Linked DNA regions of Homo sapiens: region 2 is linked to region 1. A link is an interaction called in ENCODE POLR2A ChIA-PET data of the cell type or tissue named here. Cell type or tissue: OCI-LY7. All regions are shown on one strand. Links, peaks and the distances in the headings refer to the core of each region. The heading gives the core; the rest is flanking DNA.

What was found. Peaks named below come from ENCODE experiments on the same cell type or tissue, not always from the same donor. Only the 100,000 strongest peaks of a DNase experiment are listed, where the experiment ranks them.
Region 2: POLR2A ChIA-PET joins it to region 1 with 10 read pairs; 3 of 35 experiments call an interaction of 5 or more read pairs at or near these places.

What each region holds. Positions count from the first base shown.
Region 1 is chr19:38,535,477-38,543,807 of GRCh38, forward strand. It overlaps RYR1 (ryanodine receptor 1), which reads left to right. Exons shown (of 106, transcript NM_000540.3): 82 at 521-594; 83 at 1,274-1,291; 84 at 2,404-2,484; 85 at 7,871-7,959; 86 at 8,056-8,184; 87 at 8,295-8,331. LOC124904710 (a long non-coding RNA gene) reads right to left here and starts at 1,637. Exons shown (of 2, transcript XR_007067250.1): 1 at 1,519-1,637; 2 at 37-458. In OCI-LY7, for the core only: no CTCF peak of the experiment used is centred there; a DNase peak (open chromatin) is centred at 3,505.
Region 2 is chr19:38,415,973-38,424,303 of GRCh38, forward strand. It overlaps RASGRP4 (RAS guanyl releasing protein 4), which reads right to left. Exons shown (of 17, transcript NM_170604.3): 2 at 5,997-6,181; 3 at 5,123-5,228; 4 at 4,936-4,998; 5 at 4,159-4,290; 6 at 3,888-4,041; 7 at 2,419-2,592; 8 at 1,080-1,196. Among named protein-coding and RNA genes, the nearest start is that of RASGRP4, 6.1 kb to the right of the region's middle. In OCI-LY7, for the core only: no CTCF peak of the experiment used is centred there; a DNase peak (open chromatin) is centred at 1,939; H3K4me3 peaks cover 718 bases.

The DNA of each region.
Region 1 (8,331 bases), core at 56-8,055:
TGCTCTTTCAGTCCAGGGAAAGAGACTCACTCAGAATCGCTCAAATAACAGGGAATTTATTATAAGAATTAATGTAGAACAATAAGGGAGGCAAAATGTCATAGACTTGAAGAATGAGTTGCATTATGAATTCCAGACAGTGGAACCAAAAACTTGAGAATTTAAGGGGAACTTGGCAGTGGGAGATTTAGGAGCTCTCTGATGATCCCAATTAATCTGCCTCTACTGTTGTCTGCCTTTATTCACCTCTTGCTGCCGGCTGATTTTTCCTACCCTCTGCAGCTTTTGCTAAATGGGTGGTTTCTGGTTCCTCATTATTTCAGCTTGCGCATGGTTCATCCTGGCCCAACCATATGTCCTAGCTTCTGCCAACTCTTCATTTCTGCTTCCTCTTGATTTCAGCGCATAGATGGTTTACTGTGGCTCTCCAGGCTACCATGGTGGGGAGCTGCCAGGCCCTGGGAGAGAGGAGGGCAGAGGCTTCATCACATACCCCCTATCTTTCCTTTCTTTTCCTCAGCGTCCTGGATCTCAATGCCTTTGAGAGACAGAACAAGGCCGAGGGGCTGGGCATGGTGAATGAGGATGGCACTGGTGAGGCCCTCCCTTGGGCTTCCCACCCCCTGAGACATCTTCCTTTGGGATTCCTCCCACCCCACCCCCACCCGCCATTGCCCAGAGCTCCCTTCCTCCAAGACACTGGTTCCCAAGGGCTCCCTCGGGTCCCTCCCTCTGCTGTGGTCCCCCAGTCCCACCCCCTCCATCCCCCTGGGGTCTCCCTCCCCATGTCCACCACCCACCTCCGCCCCCCCCCGCCACCAGAAGTCATTCTGTCTTGTGTTCTCACCCATCACTACATGGACCCCACCCTCCACGTGCCCCAAATGTCACGCCCTGGTTGCTGTTCTCTTATTAATGTCCCTAATCCGGGTTAATCGCGTCTCCTCTTTGCCGTGTTGTGACGTGTCTAACCTTTCTACCCGGATCCTCGCTCCTGCCTTTCTACCTCTATGTCTTCATCTCTCTCTCTCCCTCTCCATCCTCTTCTTTCATTCCCTCTGCTTTTACCCTCATTTCCTACCCTCTTCCCTGCTAATCCATTTCCTTCTGTCTCCTTATCACTCTGCCTTTCTCTCTGTGGGTTGTTCCTCTCTCTCTGTGTGTCTTTCTGTGTCTCTGTCCCTGACTGTCATTGTGTGTGTTTGCGGTCTGTCTCCCTCTCTTTTTCTCTCTTTTCTCCTGCTTCCTCCTCCCATCCTGTTGGCTGCCCCAGTCATCAATCGCCAGAACGGTAATTCCCCCAGCCCACCCCCGTGCTGTGCTGCTGTCACCCACCCCTCCTAACCCCGTCCACCCCTCCACCTAGGGGCTGAGGATCTGGGACGTGGAGGGGAGGGAGGGACCCTTCAGCAGGTGCACCCTGCCAGTGCAAAACCTGGAGATCAGGAGTCTGGGGAGCATGATTCAGGTCCCAGATCAGCCACTGAGAATACATGGGCCTGTGAACAAGTCTCTTACCTTCCCTAAGCTTCACTTTCCCCATGTGTGAAGCAGAAGCTAGAGAACATGGTAAAGATCTCTTTCCAGCTGGATATTGTCGGACTTCCAGACCCAGATTCGCAGTCCCGGTGTGGAGTGATCCCCACTCCCACCTACTCTGCTCTCTGCACCCCGACCTCAGATTGGTCAGTCAGCGTTTCCCATCCACCAACCGAATTGGTTGCCTCCGGCATCCACTCTGATTGGTGTGCGCCTGCCTCCTCTGCGCCTGCCTCCTCTGTGCCTGCTCTGGTTGGCCCATTTGCGGTCTAGCCTCCTCCCCTACCGCCCACCATGATTTGCTTCTTTCAGATGCCCATTCTGATTGGCCCTTGTTTACACGCCTCCCCTGTGCTACTCCTGGATTGGCTGCTTTCAAGGCATCTGGGCCAATTGGCTGGCTTTCAATCCCCATCCCTTATCCCTCCCAGCCCAATCTTCCCCTGCCCAGAGCCTTTGTGTGAAGGTGACCCAAACCCCCATAATCCATTAACCTCCACGGTCTGAAGGGGGGCTGAGGGCATTACCAGCTGCCTGAATGTCTGCTAGGTCAGCAGACTCTCCCGAACGTAACACAAGTGGTGACATCAGAGGGCACTGATGTAGAAAGACACTTGAGGCCCCAGCTTCATGACTCAGGGCCCCTTGGGTCTCCGTCTGCTGATGTCATGGGCTCTGAGGTCAAGACCGCCTGGCGTCATGGATGCCCATGGCCCTCACAGTGTCTTTGGAGTGGCAGCTGCTCCTCCCAGCACCCCCATGCTTTGTGCATGCGTGTGCAGTGTGCATGGGCCTTGTGCATGTGTGCGCTGTGTCTTGGCGCATCTGACCCCTCCTGGGCCCTGTCCCCTCCCTTCCACCTAGGAGAGAAGGTCATGGCGGATGATGAATTCACACAAGACCTGTTCCGATTCCTACAATTGCTCTGTGAGGGGCACAATAATGGTGAGGAGGAGGGGTGTGGGGTGGAGGGGAAGCCGAGGTTTGGGGCTGGTACGGAAGGGTTGACTGAATTAGTTTCCGCCCCTCCTCCTCCCCCGGTCAATGATGGCCACTCTCCAGCCAGTGTCAATCCACCTAGCTTTCAAAATCTCTCTGGAGGCTGGGCGCAGTGACTCAGGCCTATAATCACAGCACTTTGGGAGGCAAAGGCTGGTGGATCTCCTGAGGTCAGGAGTTCGAGACCAGCCTGGCCAACATGGTGAAACCCCGTCTCTACTAAAAATATAAAAAAAATAGCAGGGCGTGGTGGCACATGCTTGTAGTCCCAGCTACTCAGGAGGCTGAGGCAGGAGAATCGCTTGAACCCATGAGATGGAGGTTGCAGTGAGCCAAGATCGCACCATTGCACTCCAGCCTGGGCAACAGAGCAAAACTCCATCTCAAAAAAAAACCTCGCTGGAATTTCTGGAATCTAGCCACTTTGTTTCCCCCTCATCTCCTCTGGCCAGTCCAATTCCCCAAAAGCAACCTGCCAAAAACCAATTTGGCCAAAAATCAATTTGCCCAAATGGACAATTTGTCACATGCTATTTTCCCACAGGCGCTCTGCAGTGGCTGCCAAAGTTCTATACACGTGGTGGATTTCTGTACTTTAGGTCCAGAAAAGACCTAAGGGAAAAAACTGCCTGGCATTTAAAAATAAATCTATTAGAATCACTTGTTTATTTTGCTTATAAAATCTTTGCAGAGGAAAGATCTGTACAAAGGCCTACAGATTCTTTCCTATCTTAAGCAAGAGTTTTGTTTTGTTGTGGTTCAGCCAATTTAACAAGATTGAGGATGACAGCAAATTAATTACACAACATCAATGATGAGAAATGCAGTCTCATGCAGCAAACCTAGCTTACAACTTTACAGAACAGACAAAATTCTGCACAAAAAACATTCTACCCAATGCCATTTCCTATAACAAACATGTACAGTCTCAAGATTGTGGTTATAACCTTTAGCAGGTGATTAGGAAACCACAGACTACCCGGAAATCAACTTTCGTGACAAGAATTGGAGTAATTAGTAATCTTACTTCCATAGAACCTTCACCCACTTGGTTAGTGCTCTTTAAGGTAACTGATTTGTAAATATCTTTAATCTTCATTCTTTTTCTTTCAACAAAGGATAAAGTATGATCTCTTTGTCTTGAATTTTCAAAAGCTCTTGTGTCCACAACGAGTTTTTCAAGGTTTATTAAATACCTTTGTGCCATGGGACTAAGATTTTTTCTTTTTTTTTTTTTTTTTTTTAGACAGAGTCTCACTCTTGTCGCCCAGACTGGAGTGCAGTGGTGTGATCACAGCTCGCTGCAACCTCTGCCTCCTGGGCTCAAGTAATCCACCCCTCAGCCTCCCGAGTATCCAGGACTACAGGCATGCATCACCATGTCTGGCTAAGTTTTTTATTTTTTGTAGAGATGAGATCTCACTGTGTTGCCCAGGGGATCTCAAACTCCTGGATTCAAGCAATCCTCCTGCCTTGGCCTCCTAAAATGCTGGGATTACAGGTGTGAGCCACCATACCCAGCCGGGACTAAGATTTTCATTCTTTAATTTTAACTAAGATGGAATCAGTCTTTGGGTTTAAAATAAATTTTATTCCTCAGGAATATGAAGTTTTGAAAATGAGAATGTTGTTATGAAAGGGATTGCTGTCTCCCAACATATTTGCAACCCAGTCCTCGCCTAAATTCATGACCTAATCAAATAGATATTTGAAATATCTTTCAAATCTCAGACCCCTTGCATGTCTTGAGGAGTCAGTGCTATTCAAAGCAGACAAAAGGTTTGTCTCTCACTTATTTGCACATGTCTATAACAGGTGTTGTCAGTTGCCAGAATTTTTTTTACAGGAGCTGTGTATCTTTTATTTTTGCATATAGCCCAATTTAAATTAACACAATTTAATTTAACAATTTAAATTAACACAAATAAAGGAGTTAGAAAGCAGGGTTGATGGGAAAACCTGTACCTTTGCTTATAAAATTTTGAATATTTGAGTATGCTTTGTCTATGTCATGAAACTAGGCAAAATGGGCCTTCTGTTGAGCCAACCTGATAGAGCAATTGTGAACTGACTGTAAAAAAGTTAAGGGGAAAGAAAAACGGGGGGCAAAAATACTTTCAGGGGCTGTTAAAACCTTCCTGTGCAACATGATGTTGCTATAAACATTTAAAAGGACTTGGCTGGGCACTGTGGCTCATGCCTGTAATCCCAGCACTTTAGGAGGCTGAGGCAGGAGGATCACTTGAGCCCAGCAGTTCAAGACAAGTCTGGGCAACATAAGGAGACCCTGTCTCTACCAAAAAAAAAAAAAATCATATACTACAGTATAATAAACCTCCAATCATATACTACAGTATAATAAACCTCCAATCATATACTACAGTATAATAAACCTCCAATCATATACTACAGTATAATAAACCTCCAATCATATACTACAGTATAATAAACCTCCAATCATATACTACAGTATAATAAACCTCCAATCATATACTACAGTGTAATAAACCTCCAATCATATACTACAGTGTAATAAACCTCCAATCATATACTACAGTGTAATAAATCTCCAATCATATACTACAGTGTAATAAACCTCCAATCATATACTACAGTGTAATAAACCTCCAATCATATACTACAGTGTAATAAACCTCCAATCATATACTACAGTGTAATAAACCTCCAATCATATACTACAGTGTAATAAACCTCCAATCATATACTACAGTGTAATAAACCTCCAATCATATACTACAGTGTAATAAACCTCCAATCATATACTAAAGTGTAATAAACCTCCAATCATATACTACAGTGTAATAAACCTCCAATCATATACTACAGTGTAATAAACCTCCAATCATATACTACAGTGTAATAAACCTCCAATCATATACTACAGTGTAATAAACCTCCAATCATATACTACAGTGTAATAAACCTCCAATCATATATTACAGTATAATAAACCCCCAACTACCCATCACTCAGCTTTAACAGTTTGCTTTCACAGAACAATGTTTTTTAAATAGTGGGAACCAACCCATCAGACAGACGTTCATGAATCAGTTTCACGCAGAGGTTCTCATTGTAATTGTACACTGGCATGCCTGGGGAGCTTTAAAAGAGACTTAAGCCCAGGTTTTGCCTTTACAGGTTCTAATTCAATTGATCTGGGGTTGGGCCTGAGCACTGGGGTTTTTAAAAGCCTCCTAGTTGTCCTGATGTGCAGCCAAGGTTGAGAGGATGAGAAGCACACACTTCTTCTTTTGTAGTTAACTAGAGCAGTACAGGACAGAAAAGAACAGAATGCATGGCACAGAGTAAGGCAATGTGAAACTTCTCTTTCGGGAATAGGTGAATATAATTTCAGATTGAACACATGTATCAGGTCTCAATGTAAAAAGGATTTCCTCGGCTGGGTGTGGTGGCTTACACCTGTAATCCCAGCACTTTGGGAGGCCGAGGCAGGTGGATCACAAGGTCAGGAGTTGGAGACCAGCCTGTCCAATATGGTGAAACCCTGTCTCTACTAAAAATGCAAAAAAATTAGCCGGGCGTGGTGGCGCATGCCTGTAATCCCAGCTACTCAGGAGGCTGAGGCAGGAGAATTGCTTGAACCTGGGAGGCAGAGTTTGCAGTGAACTGAGATCATGCCACTGCACTCCAGCCTGGGTGACAGAGCAAGACTGTATCTCAAAAAAAAAAGGATTTCCTACCATAGATTGCAGTCAGAAAAGATTAAAAAATTACTGCACAAGAATATAAACTTCACAAGGGCAGGGGCTGGACATACGGCTCATGTCTGTAATCCCAGCACTATGGGAGGTCAAGGTAGGAGGGTTGCTTGAGGCCAGGAGTTCGAGACCAGCCTGGGCTGGTCTCAACAAAAAAATTAAAAATTGGCCGGATGTGGTGGCTCACACCTATAGTTCCAGCTACCTGGGAGGCTGAGGTGGGAGGACCACTTGAACCCAGGAGGTCAAGGCTGCAGTGAGCTATGATCATGCCACAGTACTCCAACCTAGGCAACAGAGGGAGACCTTGTCAAAAAAAAAAAAAAATCCCCCCCAAGGCCGGGGACTGTTTTTTTTTTTTTTACTACTGTATCCCCAGAGCCTAGAATACTGCATGACACATAGTAAGAACGCAACAAATTTGTTGTAGCAAAGAGGATGTGACAATCTTAATCTCGTGAGGATGTAGTATACACTCAATAAAATATGTTGAATAAATGAACAAGTGACCAATCCATATGTTCCCTGGCCTTTAGTAGGTGCTCAATAAATATTTGTTGGATAAATGCATGAATATCCCCAGCACATAGGAGGAATTTGATAAAATTGTTTGGAAACTAACGAGGAACTGAATCTCTATTTCTCCCTGCTACATAGTTGGTGGTCAATATACAAATTTGTTGGAAAAAACTGAATGAATAAATGACGCTCCACCACATTTGACACATAGCAGGCCCTCAATAATATTTATATTTTATTTTTTTATATTTATTTATTTTTTGAGACGGAGTTTCACTCTTGTTGCCCAAGCTGGAGTGCAGTGGCATGATCTAGGCTCACTGCAACCTCTGCCTTCCGGGTTCAAGCAATTCTCCTGCCTCAGCCTCCCAGGTAGCTGGGATTACAGGCACATGCCACCACACCTGGCTAATTTTGTATTTTTTTTAGTAGAGACGGGATTTCACCATGTTGGCCAGGCTGGTCTCAAACTCCTGACCTCAAGTGATCCACCCACCTGGGCCTCCCAAAGTGCTGGGATTACAGGTGTGAGCCACCGCTCCCAGCCTATTTTAAAATTATTTATTTATTTATTTATTTATTTTTGAGACGGGGTTTCCATCTTGTTGCCCAGGCTGGACTGCAATGGTGAGATCTCCACTCACTGCAACCTCTGCCTCCGGGGTTGAAGCGATTCTCCTGCCTCAGCCTCCCAAGTAGTTAGGATTGCAGGTGCCCACCACCACACCCAGCTAATTTTTGTATTTTTAGTAGAGACGGGGTTTCACCATGTTGGTCAGGCTGGTCTCAAACTCCTGACCTCAGGTGATCTGCCTGCCTGGGCCTCCCAAAGTGCTGGAATTACAGGCGTGAGCCACCCGGCCAGTATTTTTAGACAAATGAATAAATGATCATCCATCTTTCTCTGTCACATAGTAAGTACTTGATAGTTATTAAATAAATTGATGATGATATGCTTTCTGGCATACAATAGGAACTCAACACATGAGTATTGCATAAATGAATAAATGACCCACTGTTCATCTCCCCTAGCACATGGGAGGTGCTGGATAAATGACTTTTCATCTCCCCAGATTTCCAGAACTACCTACGGACACAGACAGGGAACACGACCACTATTAACATCATCATTTGCACTGTGGACTACCTCCTGCGGCTGCAGGTGAGGACGTGAGACGGTTCAGGTGTGACTTGGGTCGGGGGCTGCAGGGCCATGGTCGGCCCCAGCACCCCCTCACACCCTACCCGCCCCCACCAGGAATCCATCAGCGACTTCTACTGGTACTACTCGGGCAAGGATGTCATTGAAGAGCAGGGCAAGAGGAACTTCTCCAAAGCCATGTCGGTGGCTAAGCAGGTGTTCAACAGCCTCACTGAGTACATCCAGGTAGGGCGCTCCCCCTGGGGCGGGAGTGGGAAGGGAGGGGGTCCCGCATCGTGATCCCTGATCCCTTCTCGGGGATTCCCTTCCCCCCCACACGGCACTCTGCCTCCCAGGGTCCCTGCACCGGGAACCAGCAGAGCCTGGCGCACA
Region 2 (8,331 bases), core at 29-8,028, 120 kb before region 1:
CGCTTGAACCTGGGAGGTGGAGGCTTCAGTGAGCCAAGATTTCGACACTGTACTCCAGCCTGGGAGATAGAGTGAGACTCTGTCTCAAAAAACAACAATGAAAAGGCTGAGGGGGAGGCTCCAGCAGTCCTCCCCCTCAGCCTCCCAAGTAGCTGGGACTACAGGCATGGGCCACCATCCCTGGCTAATTTATTTTTAAATTTTTTTTCAGCCAGGCGCGGAGGCTCACACCTGTAATCCCAGCACTTTTGGAGGCCAAGGTGGGTGGATCGCCTTAGGTCAGGAGTTTGAGACCAGCCTGGCCAACATGGTAAAACCCTGTCTCTACTAAAAATACAAAATTAGCAGGGCATGGTGGTGCACCCCTGTAATCCCAGCTATTCGGGAGGCTGGGGCAGGAGAATTACCTGAATCCGGGAGGCAGAGGTTGCAGTGAGCCGAGATTGCACCACTGCACTCCAGCCTGGGCGACAAGAGCGAGACTCTGTCTCAAAAAAAAAAAAAAAAAAAAAAAAAAATTTCTGGAGATGGGGTCTCGCTATGTTGCCCAGGCTGGTCTGAAACACCTGGGCTAAAGTGATCCTCCAATCTTGGCCTCCCAAAACGCTGGGATTACAAGTGTGAGCCACACTGTACCCAGCCTATAATTATTTCTTAAAAACCCAGATTTTATCAAGGGTGTGTCATCACTCTCAAAACTTCCCTAGCTTAGCCCATCTTACAAGGCGCTATAGGATCTTCCCAGGGCATCTTCGGCTTAATTTCCTGCCACTTTCTGACCTCAGCCAGTCCTCCCCATGGGGACTGCAAAGTTCTCTGCTAGCCTGTCTCCCATCTGTCTCCCTCACAGTCCAGCTCCGGACCAGACACACTGAAAGCAGAGAGGGATCAGCACCATGAGTGGATGGATGACAGGGAGGAGGAATGCTGGCAGAGCCTGGGGGTCTGGGATTTGGAGGAGCAAGGACTTCATGTGGTACCAGGACCCCTGGGCAGGAATGGACAGGGCTTGGGGAATTAGGTGTGGGGGCTCAAGACAGCTGACCACTTGGAGCTTTGGGGAGGGTAGTGGGATTCACCTTGGTGCTGTCAGGGCTCAGGTGGGCATGGGAGTCCTTGAGTCTGGAGATGGCACTGTGACACAGGCCCCCTGTGACTGCCATCAGCGTGTTGAAATTCTGCAGCTGGTGGAGCCTCTAGGAAGAGAAGCATGCACACAGGGCCGTCACGGGAGGGAGGGCAAGTCAGGAGTTCAGATGACAGCATCCCAGTTGAGGTGGGGTCCCAGGCATGTGTGGACCAATGTGGGGATCAGACAGGTGAGAGAAGGCGGGTGTGTGCGGCAAGAGTGGGACATGCCATGTGTGGGCCTCACAGGGGTGTCAGATGGCTATCTGAGCCGGGAGGGTCAAGCAAGTGATTGACTGATACGAGGTTAGAAAATCTGGGGAGACAGGAAGTACGAGAAGTTGGGCGGATTTGGGGAATAGACAGGTGTGTGTCAGGTGGAGGAGGCTTCAGACATGTCAGGGTGTCAGCCATCTGGGGGTCTGACTGCTCTGAGAGTCACACAGGTGCGGGGAGGCAAGAAGGTGCAGGCTCTGGGCAGGAGCTGGGAGCCAGGCAGAGGTGAATAGGGCCAGAGAGATATGGAGGAGTCAGACAGATGCTAGACAGGTGTGGGGCCACCAGGGCAGCTGGGGAATTCCCTTGCCCTCCTTTTGACAAATTTCGGCAGAGGTTGCTGTGGAGAGAGTGGGGCCAGGGAGGAATGGAAAATGCTCAGACTAAGGACACCCCAGGCGGACGTCGAGACCCCCAGGTCTCAGGGGCCCTGCAGGAGTAAGCAAGCCAGGGAAGACACCAGAGGAAGGGCGTGGTCTGCGTGGAAATACGCAAGGGGGCGCGGCCACAGCGGGGCCGTAGGGCTTCCCTTTTCCCCAGAAGGGCGAGAAGGTGTCCGGAAAGGAGGGGGAAGGGAGGGGAAGAGAAGGGCGTAACACAATGGGGCGGGGCGGGGAGAGCCCGGACGCAATGGGGAGCGATGCACAATCCCGAAGCGACCGCTGGGGCCTGGGGACTGGGGATTGAAGCCTCGGGCTTCCATGCCCCACAAAGGTGGGGGCATGGAAGAGACACTCTCATTGACCTGGGGATAGAATATTCGGGCATAGGGCTTGGGAGCCTGTCACGTCTAGGGCCAAGGGGTGGGGCCACGGTGGGTGCGACGCGGTGACATCAAGGCCAAAGAAGAAGTTACGGTCCTTGGTTGGAATGCCCAGGCTGTGGCCTCGGGGGCGGGGCCGGGAGATGCGTGACGTCACCGCCGGGATGACCCTGTGGGGTCGAGGGTCTGGAAGGGGAAGGACCAGGTGGCTGCGTGCAGTGGAGTTCGCAGCCCCAAGGGGCGGGCCTCACCTGTGCCACGTGAATGAACTTGTCCAGCACCTGTGCACGCTGTAGGGGCCCGGGACGGCTCAGCACCATCACCTGCACCCAGCGGGACACGCTGTTGCTGAGACCTACGGAGCCCTCCAGGGCCGGGCAGCCTCGTACTGAGCCCTGCAAAACGTAGCTCCGCAGGTCCTGGGGCTGGGAGCGAGGTGGGTGTCAAGGTGGGCCGTGGCGCTCAGGCCCTGCCCTTCCATGGCATCCAACTAGCAGTCACGATCTCTGATGTCCTAGCCTGGTCTAGCCGGAGTGACCTTTGTCATCTGTCCCCCAACCCTCAGGCTGCTACATGTCCTTAACGTCACCATGCTCCTCTCCCATCTGAGGAGGCATGTTTCAATATAGCCAGGCACTATATTTGACAAGTAATCATATTAAATAATTTAATCCTCATAACTCTATGAGGTGAGTATCATTCCATTTTAGAGGTGAGACAGTTGAGGCACATAGAGGATAGGTAATTTGCCCAGGGTCACACAGGTGTGAGTCAGGGTGGGCGTCTATATGCTCTTAACTGTACACCTGACTGGTATACAGTAAGCAAAGGGAAGGCTGGGGAAGATGAATTGAAATCAACCTCTATCTGTTCTGCCCAAGGAGTGTTCATTTCATACCCACATCCACTACACTGAGTATATTTGCATACACACTCACACACACAACACACACATACAATCGGGACAGTTTCACATGAAGGAAACAGATCCCCACCTTCCCTTGAAATGATGATGTCCAGATGGCAAAAGCTAATGCATATATATGTTGAAGCACATGAAACTGATCCTTGGGTAGGTAATATATGACAATTTCAAATGGTTCAAGCAGATAGCATTTACCCTGGACCAGGCACTGTTCCTGCAAGGCAGGAACTGTGCATATCCCCTTTTTACAGATGAGGAAACTGAGGCACCATGAATTTAAATGCTTGTTGAATAAATGATAAAATATTTTGAGCACTTACTAAGTGCCAGTCGCTGCAATAAGCCTTTTATTTATTTATTTTACTTTTTTGTTGTTGTTGTTTTTCGAGACAGAATCTCGCTCTGTCGCCCAGGCTGGAGTGCAGTGGTGTGATCTCAGCTCACTGTAATCTCCGCCTCCTGAGGTTCAAGTGATTCTCCTGCCTCACCCTCCCAAGTAGCTGGGATTACAGGCATGCACCACCACACCTGGATAATTTTTGTATTTTTAGTAGAGATGGGGTTTCACCATGTTGGCCAGGCTGGTCTCAAACTCCTGACCTCAGGCGATCTGCCTGCCTTGGCCTCTTTAACTCATTTTCCTGGACCTTCTAGCATACAGGTTTGAGTTTAAGACTTTGAGATCTCTGCCGAATGACCATGCAGGTGTCCTCTCAGTCCTACCTTCCCCCAGCCAATCCCTCCCCTACCCCAGTGTCTCCCCTGCTTGGGACGGGGATGGGAGGGGGTCCTCACCGTGATAGCCTGGAAGGACCGGAACTCCAGGTAGGTGAGGTGCTGAGCCAGCTCCCCCGTCTCCAAGTGGTCGAAAAGCAAGGACACTTTGCGCTTTTTGCCCAGGCCTGGGCTGCTCATTGGGAGTGGGGGGCCAGGGCCACCAGGGCTCAGGCTGGGGGCCAAGAGGGGCAGGGTATTGGAGTGGCTCACAGTTGAGGGCTTGGGGATATAGAGGGAGATGGCAGAATGGCGATGGGGCAGGGAAGAGGGGAGCACAGGGCTGACTCACAGGTCAGAAGAGTCTCCCAGTCTTCTCTGGGCTGAGTTGCCCTCCCGGGCCACGGTGGCCCAGAAACGACCTATGACTTCTTCTAGCTGGGGATCCTGGTGCATCACCTCAGGGTGTCGCATCAGCCAGTACCTGAGAGTGGTTTGGAGATGGTGAGATGAGGCCGGGGGTGGCGAAGGTCTCTACAAGGGGTATTTTGGGCTGAGGAATTTCTAGGTGCTGAGCTAGGGGGTCTCTAAATGTGTGTGGGGGTCCCTGGAGGGTTGGGGTTTGGAGGGGCACCAGGCTTGGAGAATCTCTGGAGTAGGATGGGGGTCTCTTAACAGAGACTGGGGGGATCTGTGGGAAACAGACCGGGGAGTCACTTGGAAGTGGGATTATTGGGAAGCAAGATCGTGGAGCGTCCTAGGAACTAGACTGGGGGCTTCCGGGGGTGAAATTTTTGGAGGGACAGAATGAGGGGGTCTTATGGGCTAGGCTGGGGTCTGTGGGAGGTAGAGATTTTGGGGATCAGAGTTGGAGGTCTCTGGGCACCAGCTAGGAGGGTCTATGGGATCTGGTTGGTGAGGGGGGTCTCTAGGAAGTGGGGGTTCTAAGGAACGGAACTAAGAGGGTCTTAGGAACCAAGCTACAGGTGTCTCAGAAGTGGGATTTTGGCCTGTGGGGCTGGTTGGGTCTGTGGGAACTGGCCTGGGGATTCTCTGAGGAATGTTTTTTGAGGGGGAAGCAGGATGGAAGTCGTGGGTCCTGAGAGTGGGGATCTCGGCCCAGCCCTACCTGACCAGGTGACAGATCTGCAGCCGTCTCAGCTCCTGGGTGTCCCCTGTGGCCTTCTGGTATTTGAGTTCTGGTCAAGGCTCTGTTTTCCAGGATCCATGACCTGCCTGCTCCCCATTCCCATTGCCCAGGTTCTCACGACTCTGCCCTCTGCCCTCCACCCATAGCTCACAGTCCTGGAGGATATGAGGTCAGCAGGCGGGCAGCCAGGTCGGCGGACGGCAGCACCCAGCTGTGCATGGCCAGCACCATGTTGAGCATGTGGTCCTCGTGGCACAGGCTGCCAGCTGAATCTGGGGTGGAAGGAGGGGTACTCTGTGACAGAATGGCCCTCAAGCAATGCAGAGCGTAGCTCCAGATCCTGCCGGACCACCTGGTTCAAAGACCAGCTCTAACGGTGATCCCCAGCATGACCTTGGACAGGCAACCTAACCTCCTGTGCCTCAGTTTCCTTATCTGTATTGTGCATGGGGCAGCATCACCCCTGGCAAGTCTTGCTGAAGATTGAAATAGCACCAGACTGGCCGGGCACAGTGGCTCACACCTGTAATCCCAGCACTTTGGGAGGCTGAATCGGGCGGATCATATGAGGCCAGGAGTTCGGGACAAGTCTGGCCAACATGGTGAAACACCGTTTCTACTAAAAACACAAAAATTAGCTGGGCCTGGTGGCATGTGCCTGTAATCCTAGCTACTCGGGAAGCTGAGGCAGGAGAATCTCTTGAACCCAGGAGGTGGGGGTTGCAGTGAGCTGAGATCAGGCCACTGCACTCCAGCCTGGGTAACAGAGCGAGACTCTGTCTCAAAAGAAAAAGAAAAGAAAAGAAAAAAGATTTATATAAATATATATAATATACACATATATTATATATATATATAAATGTATATATTTCCATTTCAGGAAAGAAGAAATGCAGGTGTTTCTGTTATCTCTAATGTAGTGATTGAGTTTCATTCCACCCAGCCCTGTTCTCATTTTACCTCCAAAAACTGAGGTGGAGAGAAGCGAGTGCTGAGCCCGAGGTTAGGGCCAGGGAGGCTGCTGGGGAGAGGACACTTACCGAAGGACTGGATGCATTTCTCCAGCAGCTCATCTTCGCTGCAGCCGCCCTCACTCAGCAGGCCCAGGTTCATGGAAGCCATGACCTTGCTGATTTCCCGAGGGCTGGGGCATGTCTTGTGGCGGCGCACTTGGCGGGGCCGGCCTCGCCCTCCTATTTTTCCGGTGCATTCCTGGTGGGACTTCCTGTGGGCACAGCCCCCAAGGAGTCATGGGAGCACCTTCTTTCGGACAGACCCTAGAATTCCTTTTGACTCTAATGCCCCAAGGCACCACGGGAGAGGCTTCCTAAAGGCAAAGCCCCAGGGTTACCCCTGACCTACCAGGGACTCTAGAGAGAATCCCCAGGAATATTCCAGATCCCTGGGGGAATCATGGGAGCCCTCTCCCACAAGCAAACTCCCAGGGATATTCCTGCTCCCTTCAGGGAATCAGAGAGGAAGATCCTCAAGACCAGGGGTCCCCAGCCCCTGGGACACAGACAGGTACCAGTCCGTGGCCTGTTAGGAACCAGCGGGCAAGCAAGCACCCCCGCCTGAGCTCCACCTCCTGTCAGATCAGCTGGGGCATTAGACTCTCTTAGGAGCATGAACCCTATTGTGAACTTCACATGCGAGGGATCTAGGCTGCGTGCTGTTTATGATGCCTGATGATCTAGGCTGCGTGCTGTTTATGATGCCTGATGCCTAATGCCTGATGATCTGTCACTGTCTCTCATCACCCCCAGATGGGAGCATCCAGTTGCAGGAAAACAAGCTCAGGGCTCCCACTGATTCTCCATTATGGTGAGCTGCGTAACTATTTCATTATATATTACAATGTAATAATAATAAAAATAAAGCACAGGATACATGTAATTAACTTGAATCATCCCCACACCATCCCCACCCCCTTCCACAAAACTGGTCCCTGATGCCAAAAAGCCTGGGGACCGCCGCTCAGGACTGCTCTGAATCTCCCAGGGAATCACAGTAGAAGACCCCTGGGACCACTCAAGACCCCTCAGGGAATCATAAGAACTCCTTCCCCAGGCATTGCCCCCAACTTCCTCTTGACTGCTTCCAGGGCATCCTGGAAGAGACTTCCTTTTGGCAGATCCCAGGATTACTCCTGGCCTACCAGGGACTCGGGAGAAGACCCCTGGAATCTCTTCTGTCCTCCCCAGGCAGAGGCATGGGAGGACCTGCCTTCAGGAATTGCCTCCTCAGGGCTCCCGTTTGGTCTCTAACACCCTCCCCTCCTTCCTCCCACAGCCCTCAAGAGAGCAAGGCTCTTGGACCAGTGTGATGGCTCACGCCTGTAATCCCAAAGCTTTGGGAGGCCAAGGTGGGTGGATCACTTGAGGCCAGGAGTTCGAGACCACCCCGGCCAACATGGTGAAACCCCCATCGCTACTAAAAATGCAAAAATTGGTCAGGCGTGATGGCGGGCGCCTGTAATCCCAGCTACTCAGGAGGCTGAGGCAGGAGGGTCGCTTGAACCCAGGAGGTGGAGGCTGCAGTGAGCCGGAACTGCATCACTGTGCTCCAACCTGGGTGACAGAGTGATTTCTGTTTCAAAAATAATAATAAAAAAATTAAAAAGAGAGGCCAGTCACAGTGGCTCACGCCTGTAGTCCCAGCACTTTGGGAGGCTGAGGTGGGTGGATCACTTGAGGTCAGGAGTTCGAGACCAGCCTGGCCAACATGGTGAAACCCCATCTCTATTAAAAATACAAAAATTAGCCAGGCGTGGTGGTGGGCTCCTGTAATCCCAGCTACTCAGGAGGCTGAGGCAGAAGACTTGCTTGAACCCAGGAGGCGGAGGTTGCAGTGAGCCGAGATCGTGCCACTGCACTCCAGCCTGGGCAACAGAGCGAGTCTTAGTCTCAAAATAATAATAATAATAATAGTAATAATAGTAATAATAATTCTCCCTCTGCCTGGTGCCTCCCAGAGGCTGCTGTTCCTGATAGGGGAAGAGGGTAATGGAGAGACAAGGATGGTGGGAGCAGGGAGGCTGCTGAATCCAAGCTTCAGACGAAAGTAGAATCCAGAAATTTTTGCCAGCTGTTGTGACTTCGTGTTAGTCACTTAATTTCTCTGGGGCTCAATTTCCTCGAAGGAAAAATGAGGATAGTCCTTGGACCTTCTCCAGGGATTTCTTTTTTCTTTCTTTCTTTCTTTTTTTGGAGACAGGGTCTCACTCTGTCACCCAGGCTGGAGTGCAGTGGTGCGATCTCAGCTCACTGCAACCTCCACCTCCCGGGTTCAAGCAATTCTCCTGCCTCAGCCTCCCAAGTAGTTGGGACTACAGGCACGTGCCACCACGCCGAGCTAATTTTTGTATTTTTAGTA